2 separate regions of the Homo sapiens genome follow, and region 1 is linked to region 2. The links are chromatin contacts, found by Hi-C or POLR2A ChIA-PET in ENCODE. All regions are on one chromosome and are shown on one strand. The core of a region is the stretch at or near the end of the contact, and the rest is flanking DNA. Distances in the headings are between cores, read along the strand shown. Region 1 overlaps ATP8B1 (ATPase phospholipid transporting 8B1). Region 2 holds the start of ATP8B1-AS1 (ATP8B1 antisense RNA 1).

The links. A loop is a pair of places that touch in the nucleus more often than their neighbours do. ChIA-PET counts read pairs that join two places held with the same protein, here RNA polymerase II (POLR2A). Pooled maps may share reads with other maps.
Region 1: a pooled map shows a loop between it and region 2 (3-fold over the local background). The contact joins the enhancer-like site here to the promoter of ATP8B1-AS1 in region 2. A Hi-C loop is called at or near these places in 2 of 168 maps with a recorded cell type or tissue (GM12878 and gastrocnemius medialis), 12 of 37 single-sample maps with no recorded cell type and 10 of 50 pooled maps. POLR2A ChIA-PET finds 5 or more read pairs at or near these places in 10 of 52 experiments (AG04449, HCT116, HEK293 and 7 more).

Annotation. Positions count from the first base shown.
Region 1 is chr18:57,764,640-57,769,402 of GRCh38, forward strand. The region is part of intron 1 of ATP8B1 (ATPase phospholipid transporting 8B1); the gene reads right to left. Among named protein-coding and RNA genes, the nearest start is that of ATP8B1, 36 kb to the right of the region's middle. Within about 2 kb of position 2,777, at least 3 of the 41 ENCODE cell types and tissues checked have a DNase peak (open chromatin) inside an H3K27ac peak, as active enhancers do; they include gastrocnemius medialis, where a contact is called at or near this core.
Region 2 is chr18:57,628,856-57,633,685 of GRCh38, forward strand. ATP8B1-AS1 (ATP8B1 antisense RNA 1) reads left to right here and starts at 1,476. Exons shown (of 3, transcript NR_164148.1): 1 at 1,476-1,663. RefSeq lists enhancers at 1,128-1,177, 1,224-1,724, 1,248-1,737, 4,015-4,830.

The DNA.
Region 1 (4,763 bases), core at 1,527-4,026, 140 kb after region 2:
AACTCCTGGCCTCAAGTGATCCACCTGCCTCAGCCTCCCAAAATGCTAGGATTACAGGTGTGAGACACTGTGCCCAGCCTGACACTATTCTTGAATTAACTTTTCACTTTCAGTTGTCAAAAAAAAAAAAAAAAAAAAAAACAGAAAATAAGTGTTGGTGAGGCTGCAGAGGAGTTGAAACACTTTTGCACTGCCAGTGGGAATATAAAACGGTGTAGCCACTGTGGAAAACAGCATAATGGTTCCTCAAAAAATAAACATAGAATTACCATAGGATCTAGCAATCTCACTTCTGGGTATATACCCAAAAGAATTGAAGGCAGGAATCCGAGCAGATATTTATACAGTAGACCCATGTTCACAACAGTGATATTCACAAAAGCAAAGAGGTAGAAACAATCCAAATGCTATCTGATAACTGGATACACAAAATGTGGTATAGAGACAAGGAACTATCATTTGGCCTTAAAAAGGAAATCCTGGCACATGCATAAAGACATGCTAAGTAAAATAAACCAGTCACAGAAGGACACATGATGTATGATTTCACTTACATTAGGAATGCAGAGTAGGCAAATTCAGAGACAGAAAGCAGGATGATGGTTGCCAAAGGTTGGGAGGAAGGGGAGTTGTTTAATGAGTGCAGAGCTTCAGTTGGAGAAGAACTTCTGGAGGTGGATGGCGGTGATGGCTGCACAACCATGTGAATGCCCTTAAAGACACTGAAGTGTATAATTAAAAATGGTTGGGTCGGGTGCAGTGGCTCATGCCTTTAATCCCAGCACTTTGGGAGGTCAAGGCAGGCGGATCACAAGGTCAGGAGTTCGAGACCAGCCTGGTCAATATGGTGAAACCGCGTCTCTACTAAAAATACAAAAAATTAGCCAGACATAGTGGCGGGCACCTGTAGTCCCAGCTACTTAGGAGGTTAAGGCAGGAAAATTGCTTGAACCCAGGAGGTGGAGGTTGCAGTAAGCCAAGATCGCGCCACTGCACTCTAGCCTGGGTGACAGAGTGAGACTCTGTCTCAAAAGAAAAAAAAAAAAAAAGGTTAAGGTCAAGCGCATTGGCTCACACCTGTAATCCGAGCACTTTGGGAAGCTGACTGGATCATCTGAGGGCAGGAGTTAGAGACCAGTCTGGCCAACATGGTGAAACCCCGTCTTTACTAAAAATACAAAAATTAGCCGGGCATGGTGGCAGGTGCCTGTAATCTCAGCTACTCAGGAGGCTGAGGCAGGAGAATCGCTCGAACCCCGGAGGCAGAGGTTGCAGTGAGCTGAGATCATGCTATTGCACTCCAGCTGGGGCAACAAAGCAAGACTCTGTCTCAAAAAGAAAAAAAAAAATGTTAAGATGGTAGATTGTATGTTGTGTATATTTTATCACAATAATTTTTTTTTCTTTTCTTTTCTTTTTTTGAGACAGAGTTTTGCTCTTGTTGCCCAGGCTGGAGTGCAATGGTGCCATCTTGGCTCACTGCAACCTCTGCCTCCCAGATTCAAGTGATTCTCCTGCCTCAGCCTCCCAAGTAGCTGGGATTACAGGTGCCTGCCACCACGCCTGGCTGATTTTTTGTATTTTTAGTAAAGACACGGTTTCACCATATTGGCCAGGCTGGTCTCGAACTCCTGACCTCAGGTGATCCACAGGCAGGAGCCACCGAGCCCAGATAACAATAAATTTTTTTTAAGTACTCAGTTGTTCTTTATCTCCTTTGGAGAAAGGAGAAGAGATTTAAACTGATTTCAACTAAAAAATTTCCTGATCAGACAAGTTGCCAAAAGAATAACTGGAATTTCTTCTCTGACTGTGTTTCTCAAGTATCTAGCCAGGCAGTGTGCTAAAAGCTAGGGACAGTGGGAAACCAAAAATCACACATCCTACCTTAATGGGGCTAAGAGTTCAGCCCAATGGCTCTGAAACTTTAGCACATATGAAAATCCTCTGGTGGGCTTGTTGAGCACAAATTGCTAGCACCTACACTCAGGATTTCTGACTCAGGGGGACTGGGCTGGGGTCCAAGACTCTTCATTTCCATCAAGCTCCCGGGTGATGCCAGTGCTGCCGGTACAGGGACCACCCTTTAAGAAGCTCTAGGGCAGGAGGAGGGACTTGTAGGTAAAGAAGCAGTTTCAATCAAGTGTGCTGTGATGGGAATCCACCCAGTATACATACTAGGTAATGCATCCACCTGTCCTAGGAGAGGTCAAGAAAGCCTTTCCTAGAGGAGGTGTTGCAGAAATTGAGGTCTAACCTGAGACCTACAGGACATGTAGGAGTCAGACAGGTGCATGAAAGGGACAGAGCATTTCAGGTGGAGAGTGTCCGATTTGCACAGGTCTAGAGGTAAGAACAGCCTGTTCTTGAAATTGCAAATCTTTCCATGTCATGGGCAGTCAGAGAGTGATGGGGAAAGTAATGAATAAGGAAGAGAGAGGTGAGGTCTATCAAAAAGGACGTTGGAATCCTACAGTTTATCCACAGGATAAAAGGAAGCCAACCTCAGGCAGGCTTGCAGCATTCAAGAATTGAAGCTCTAAGAACTAAGGTGAGCTCATCAGCTCCGGGAGAAGGCATAGGTCCAGTAGAGTCGCAGACTAAGCAGGTGGGGAAGGGGGCAGTTGTACATGCCCCTCTAATTCTCGCATCATCTCACACAACCCAAGCTCCATTTCCTCAGAAAGCCTTCTGCTGCTCAGGTAAGAAAAACCCAAGGCCATTGTGCCATCCAGTACAGTGGCCACGAGCCATGTGTGGCTATTAAATTAGCTAAAATTAGAAGCCAGATCAGCAGTTGCACTAGCCTCATTTCAAGTGTTCAACAGCCACCTGTGACTAGGGGCTAGAAACAGGAACGCTTTTGGGCCAGGCTCGGTGGCTCATGCCTGTAATGCCAGCACTTGGGGAGGGCGAGGTGGGTGGATCACCTAAGGTCAGGAGTTCGAGACCAGCCTCGCTAACATGGTGAAACCTTGTTTCTACTAAAATAACAAAAAATTAACCAGGCTTGGTGGTGCGCGCCTGTAATCTCAGCTACTCAGGAGGCTGAGGCAGGAGAATCGCTTGAACCCAGGAGGCAGAGGTTGCAGTGAGCCAAGATCGTGCCATTGCACTCCAGCTTGGGCAACGAGAGCAAAACTCCATCTAAAAAAAAAAAAAGCAGAACACTTTCATCATCCCAGAAAGTTCCCTAAGCCAGCACTGGTCCAGGAAATGAAGTATAAGCAGGATTAGATCTAAGACTTGCCAGGCATTTTGGTTTTACTGCCTGAAGCCAGCAAGCAACTGGTTTGGGTCTTCACTCATGAAAACACACACACATACAAATATATACACAGAGAGCTCTAAATTGATTTTTAAAAAATCTATAGGGTATAAAGCAAGACAATTAACAATTATACATTATATACAGTCTACAAATATCCTAGATATCACTTTTATAATGAGATATAAGGAATTCTGGCTGGGAGCAGTGGCTCACGCCTGTAATCCCAGCATTTTGGGAGGCTGAGGCAGGCAGATCACCTGCAGTCAGGAGTTCGAGACCAGCCTTGCCAACATAGTGAAACCCCATCTCTACTAAGAGATACAAAAATTAGCCAGGTGTGGTGGGGGGCACCTGTAGTCCCAGCTACTGGGGAGGCTGAGGCAGGAAAATTGCTTGAACCCAGGAGGCGGAGGTTGCAGTGAGCAAAGATCATGCCACTGTACTCCAGCCTGGGCAACAGAGTGAGACCCTGTCTCAAAAAAAAAAAAAAAAAAAAAAAAGAAAAGAAAAGAAAAGAAAAAAAAGAATTTTCTTAAGCTACTAAGAAGAATCCTAGAATCATACCTATTCTCCAAAGCCATCTGTAAATCCTAAAAATAACCAGTCAAGGGAATTGAGGGAGGAAAACATAGTCCAGATTAGAATTCTAAAAGGCCATTTTTACTGTTTACATGCCAAAAAAAAAAAAAAAAAGCTAAGCTTTTAAAGCTTTCTCTATTGTGTATTTTACCAAAGTCAGTATGAAGGATTCAAAATATTACATAGCTAATCCTTACTCCAAGTTCTAAAAATAAAATGCAAGAGACGGTTGCATGCCAAGTTGGTAACAAATCCCTATGCCAAGGATAGAAGTGGAAATTGATGCAAGGAGGAAATGAGTTATGCTGTAAAATGAAACACACACCCAAGAGAAAGGCTTAACCCTTGGGCTGACCATAGCAGCAAACACTGTAACCAGTTAAAAAGTCCAAGAAGCCAGAGGTAGATGATAATTCTACAAATTCAGAGATGTTCTTGTTTTCCCAGCTGCTCCACAAGGACTTTACCAGCCTAGATAAACAGAGCCCGCCTTCCACTTTCCATGAAGGATCAGGTGGGCAGCTTCCCAGTGAGTAAGGTGGGTGGCTGAGTATCCTTATCTTGATGGTGAGTGACAGGTGGCTTTGGGAAGTGTACTCAGACAGGACAGCTTCCTTGCTCAACCGTGGTCTGACCCAGGCATATTAAGGGGAGGACCAGCTCAGAAAGAAAGCAGAGCCAAGTGTATGCATTGCGCAAAACCTCTGATGGCCAGGAAGGCCTGGCCGCCATTCCCTAGAGCCACGCATTCTGCCTGCCCCACGACTCTTCCATCCTCAGAGCCGTATTTCCTCCTGGGCCTGCCCTGCCAGATCTGATTGGCTCCCTTCTCCCTGCTCTGCTATTAAATGCCTTCCTTGGGTTCAAATAAAGCTAGTTTCTCTAGAGCCTTTCTAGGTATGCCCGTGCGCCT
Region 2 (4,830 bases), core at 226-2,725:
GCGCAATCTCGGCTCACTGCAAGCTCCACCTCCCGGGTTCACCCATTCTCCTGCCTCAGCCTCCCAAGTAGCTGGGACTACAGGCGCCCACCACCACAGCCGGCTAATTTTTTGTATTTTTAGTAAAGATGGGGGTTTCACCGTGTTAGCTAGGATGGTCTCGATCTCCTGACCTTGTGATCTGCCCACCTCGGCTTCCCAAAGTGCTGGGATTAGGCGTGAGCCACCGCGCCCGGCCTATATATGAAAAATTTAAAATGGCCAGGCGCAGTGGCCCAGCACTTTGGGAGGCGAGGCGGGTGGATCATCCTGAGGTCAGGAGTTTGAGACCAGCCTGGCCAACATGCGAAGCCCTGTCTCTACTAAAACTACAAAAATTCACCAGGCGTGGTGGCGGGCGCCTGTAATCCCAGCTACTCAGGAGGCTGAGGCAGGAGAATTGCTTGAACCCAGGAGGCAGAGGTTGCAGTGAACCGAGATTGTGCCATTGCACTCCAGCCTGGGCAATAGAGCAAGAGTCCATCTCAAAAAAAAAAAAAAAAGAAAAAGCTAAAACAAAGACGGGGCATTCCTTTGCTTGCTTCCTAAGGACGCCCTACTCTGTAATGGAGGCGCTTTCAATAAACTCTCACCGTACCCTGCAACTTGTCTTGAATTCCTTCCTGCGTGTAATTCAGGAGGCCTCTCTTGGGGTCTGGATCAAGACCGCTTTTTCTGTGAACAACCACCATGAGAAGAACACGCCCTGACTGACCCACTGGTCCAGGGAAGCTGAGACATGGAGAAGACAGGGACCCAATCTTCAGCTTGGAGACACGTCCAGCTGAACTCAGCCCACATCAGTGACCTGCAGATGCATAAGTGAGAATAAACGATTGTTGGGTTACGCCTCTGAGTTTGGGAGGCATTTTGTTACACCTCTTTAGTGTGGCAATAGTAGACTAATAATACATGCTCTATTATGCAGAAGTGTGTGGCTTAAAATAATAGTTGAATGACCAGGTGCGGTGGCTCAGGCCTGTAATCTCAACATTTTGGGAGGCCATGGTGGGAGGATCACATGAGGCCAGGAGTTCAAGACCAGCCCGGGCAACATAGTGGGACCCCCGTCTCCATAAAATTTTTAAAAAATTAGCCTGGCGTGGTGGGCGCACGCCTGTAGTCCCAGCTACTCGGGACGGCCAGAATGAACGGCATTATCGTCTGTCTCTTCATTCTGATTCTGGCCAGCAAGGGGTGGCCTCCCCCTGCGGTCCTTGCTGTTAGGTCCCTGCGCCCCCTCAGCTTTGCGCTGAAGGTCGCTTTACCGGACCCCACTTCGCCCTACCAGGCGCAGGATGAGCGTCTCTGTTCTTTTAATGTGGCGTCCCCCACAGGCCACCGTACCAGGCCGCCGGTCCGGGGTTAGGGCACTTGACGCCGGCGCCGCCATGTTGTCTCCGGGCCACTTCCGCGTTTCTGGCGCGTGGTCTTGCATTTCCTACTTGGTCCTGTTCGTGGCGCCGCGCCTCCGGGTGTTGGGGAGTCCGGGATGATGGGGAATCCGGGGCTCGCCCTAGTCGCGGGGACACCGCCTTCCAGGAGCTGTCCCCAGGCAAACTCACAGACATCTTCAAAGAGCCTTCTTGGACATTCTGCTTTTTGCTCCTCATAACAGGCTTCGGTAAGAGAACAGGCAAACATCACTGCGGGCGCCTCTAGGGCTCGTTTCCCTGTCCCAGTACCGGGAATCGGGGAGGGGTCCAAGCAGAGTTCACTTAGTTAACAAATCAGTGAAGCAGTTGGAAAATCTCAGTTATATTTTAAATGAGATCGAGGGCGGTGACTCACGCCTGTAATCTCAGCACTTTGGGAGGCCGAAGCGGAGGTGGAGGGTCGCTTGAGGCCAGGAGTTCGAGACCAGCCTGGGCAACGTGGTGAGCCACCCCCGCCCCCGCCCCTCTATAAAAAATACAAGAATTAGCCGGGCTTATTGGCATGGGATTGTGGTCCCAGCTACTTAGGAGGCTGAGGTGGGAGGTCGCTTGAGCCATGGAGGTCGAGGCTGCACTGAGCTGTGATCACGCCACTGCACTCCAGCCTGAGGCTACGGAGAGAGACCCTGTCTCTAATTAATAAATAAATTATAGATAGATGATAGATAGATGCAATAAAAAATAAAATTGGCTTGTAAACGGCAAACTAAAAGTGGAAATTATCATTACAATGAAAATATTAATTTGAGGAACCGAAAACTTAACTTTCCTTTTCCTGTAGTTAAGTTTAAGCACTTAGATTTGCTTCAGTGATTCCCAGGCTTCATGATTGCAAGCTGCTTGCTTGTAAGCACCTTGTCTCTCACTAAAAAAAATTACAGTTATTTTAAAGTCCCGCTGGATGCTCATTCTTTAAGGAGGGTGAACAATGGTAACTCCTGTACCGTTAGAGCTCTGAATGAAGCCAGATACGTTCCATAGATCACAGAACTCATTTTCTGGCTTGGTGAGCCTGGTCAAGTTTCTTAACCTTTCTGAGCCACAGATGTTTCAATTATAAAGTGATAATAACCCTTCACTGGGAAGGTTATTGTGAGGATAATATGAGATCAGCTATACCAAAATATGCCTAACATGTACTTGACATCCAGTAAGCTTTCTGAATTAGGATATAAATGGCATTAATGGTTAATCATTGTTATTCTTTTGTTCCATGATATGCATGAATAACAACTTGAAGCCTTCAAACTGCTGAGAGCTGCTTGGTGGACCTCGTCTCTCAATTTGCCCTTCCCACTAAACCTGTCTTCCCCCAACAGTGGGCTTTCTGGTCAGCATTTCAGAATGTCTCAAACCGTAGGTCCTTCCCACAGCCCCAAATCTCAGCAAATGACCAGTCTCTTGCTTCAAGCTATTAAATGGATGCTGTCTGACAGCCCTCCCTTGAAACCTGCAAACTCTCGTGCTTTGGCATCCATCCTTTCCCTCTAGTGCAATGCAAGTCACATCCTCCCTCTGGCTAACCTCTCCACCCATCTTCTGGATTCCCCACACCTCTCCAATCTAATCTTCACACTCCAGCCAGGGCGAACACTTACAAATATAAACACAGTCATTTCATTCTCTATCTAGCAACTTTCCATGGACTTCCTTTTGCTCTCAGGGTTCACCTCAACATCCTTACAGGCTTTCCAGGCTGTGTATGCTCTGGCTTACCACTGCTTCTTATTTTTTTTTTTATTATTTATTTATTTATTTATTTATTGATTGATCATTCTTGGGTGTTTCTCGCAGAGGGGGATTTGGCAGGGTCACAGGACAATAGTGGAGGGAAGGTCAGCAGATAAACAAGTGAACAAAGGTCTCTGGTTTTCCTAGGCAGAGGACCCTGCGGCCTTCCGCAGTGTTTGTGTCCCTGGGTACTTGAGATTAGGGAGTGGTGATGACTCTTAACGAGCATGCTGCCTTCAAGCGTCTGTTTAACAAAGCACATCTTGCACCGCCCTTAATCCATTTAACCCTGAGTGGACACAGCACATGTTTCAGGAGAGCACAGGGTTGGGGGTAAGGTCACAGATCAACAGGATCCCAAGGCAGAAGAATTTTTCTTAGTACAGAACAAAATGAAAAGTCTCCCATGTCTACCTCTTTCTACACAGACACGGCAACCATCCGATTTCTCAATCTTTTCCCCACCTTTCCCCCCTTTCTATTCCACAAAACCGCCATTGTCATCATGGCCCGTTCTCAATGAGCTGTTGGGTACACCTCCCAGACGGGGTGGTGGCCGGGCAGAGGGGCTCCTCACTTCCCATAGGGGCGGCCGGGCAGAGGCGCCCCTCACCTCCCAGACAGGGCGGCTGGCCGGGCGGAGGGCTGACCCCCCCACCTCCCTCCCGGACGGGGCGGCTGGCCGGGCAGAGGGGCTCCTCACTTCCCAGTAGGGGCGGCTGGGCAGAGGCGCCCCTCACCTCCCGGACGGGGTGGCTGGCCGGGCAGGGGGCTGACCCCCCCACCTCTCTCCCGGACGGGGCGGCTGGCCGGGCGGGGGGCTGACCCCCCCACCTCCCTCCCGGACGGGGCGGCTGGCCGGGCAGAGGAGCTCCTCACTTTCCAGTAGGGGCGGCCGGGCAGAGGCGCCCCTCACCTCCCGGATGGGGTGGCTGGCCGGGCAGGGGGCTGACCCCCCCACCTCCCTCCTGGACGGGGTGGCTGCCGGGCGGAGACGCTCCTCACTTCCCAGACGGGGTGGCTGCCGGGCGGAGGGGCTCCTCACTTCCCAGACGGGGTGGCTGCCCGGCGGAGGGGCTCCTCACTTCTCAGACGGGGCAGCTGCTGGGCAGAGGGGCTCCTCACTTCTCAGACAGGGCGGTTGCCAGGCAGAGGGTCTCCTCACTTCTCAGACGGGGCGGCCGGGCAGAGATGCTCCTCACATCCCGGACGGGGCGACAGGGCAGAGGCGCTCCCCACATCTCAGACGATGGGCGGCCGGGCAGAGACGCTCCTCACTTCCTAGATGGGATGGCAGCCGGGCAGAGACGCTCCTCACTTTCCAGACTGGGCAGCCAGGCAGAGGGGCTCCTCACATCCCAGACGATGGGCGGCCAGGCAGAGACGCTCCTCGCTTCCCAGACGGGGTGGCGGCCGGGCAGAGGCTGCAATCTCGGCACTTTGGGAGGCCAAGGCAGGCTGCTGGGAGGTGGAGGTTGTAGCGAGCCGAGATCACGCCACTGCACTCCAGCCTGGGCACCATTGAGCACTGAGTGAAGGAGACTCCGTCTGCAATCCCGGCACCTCGGGAGGCCGAGGCTGGCGGATCACTCGCGGTCAGGAGCTGGAGACCAGCCCGGCCAAC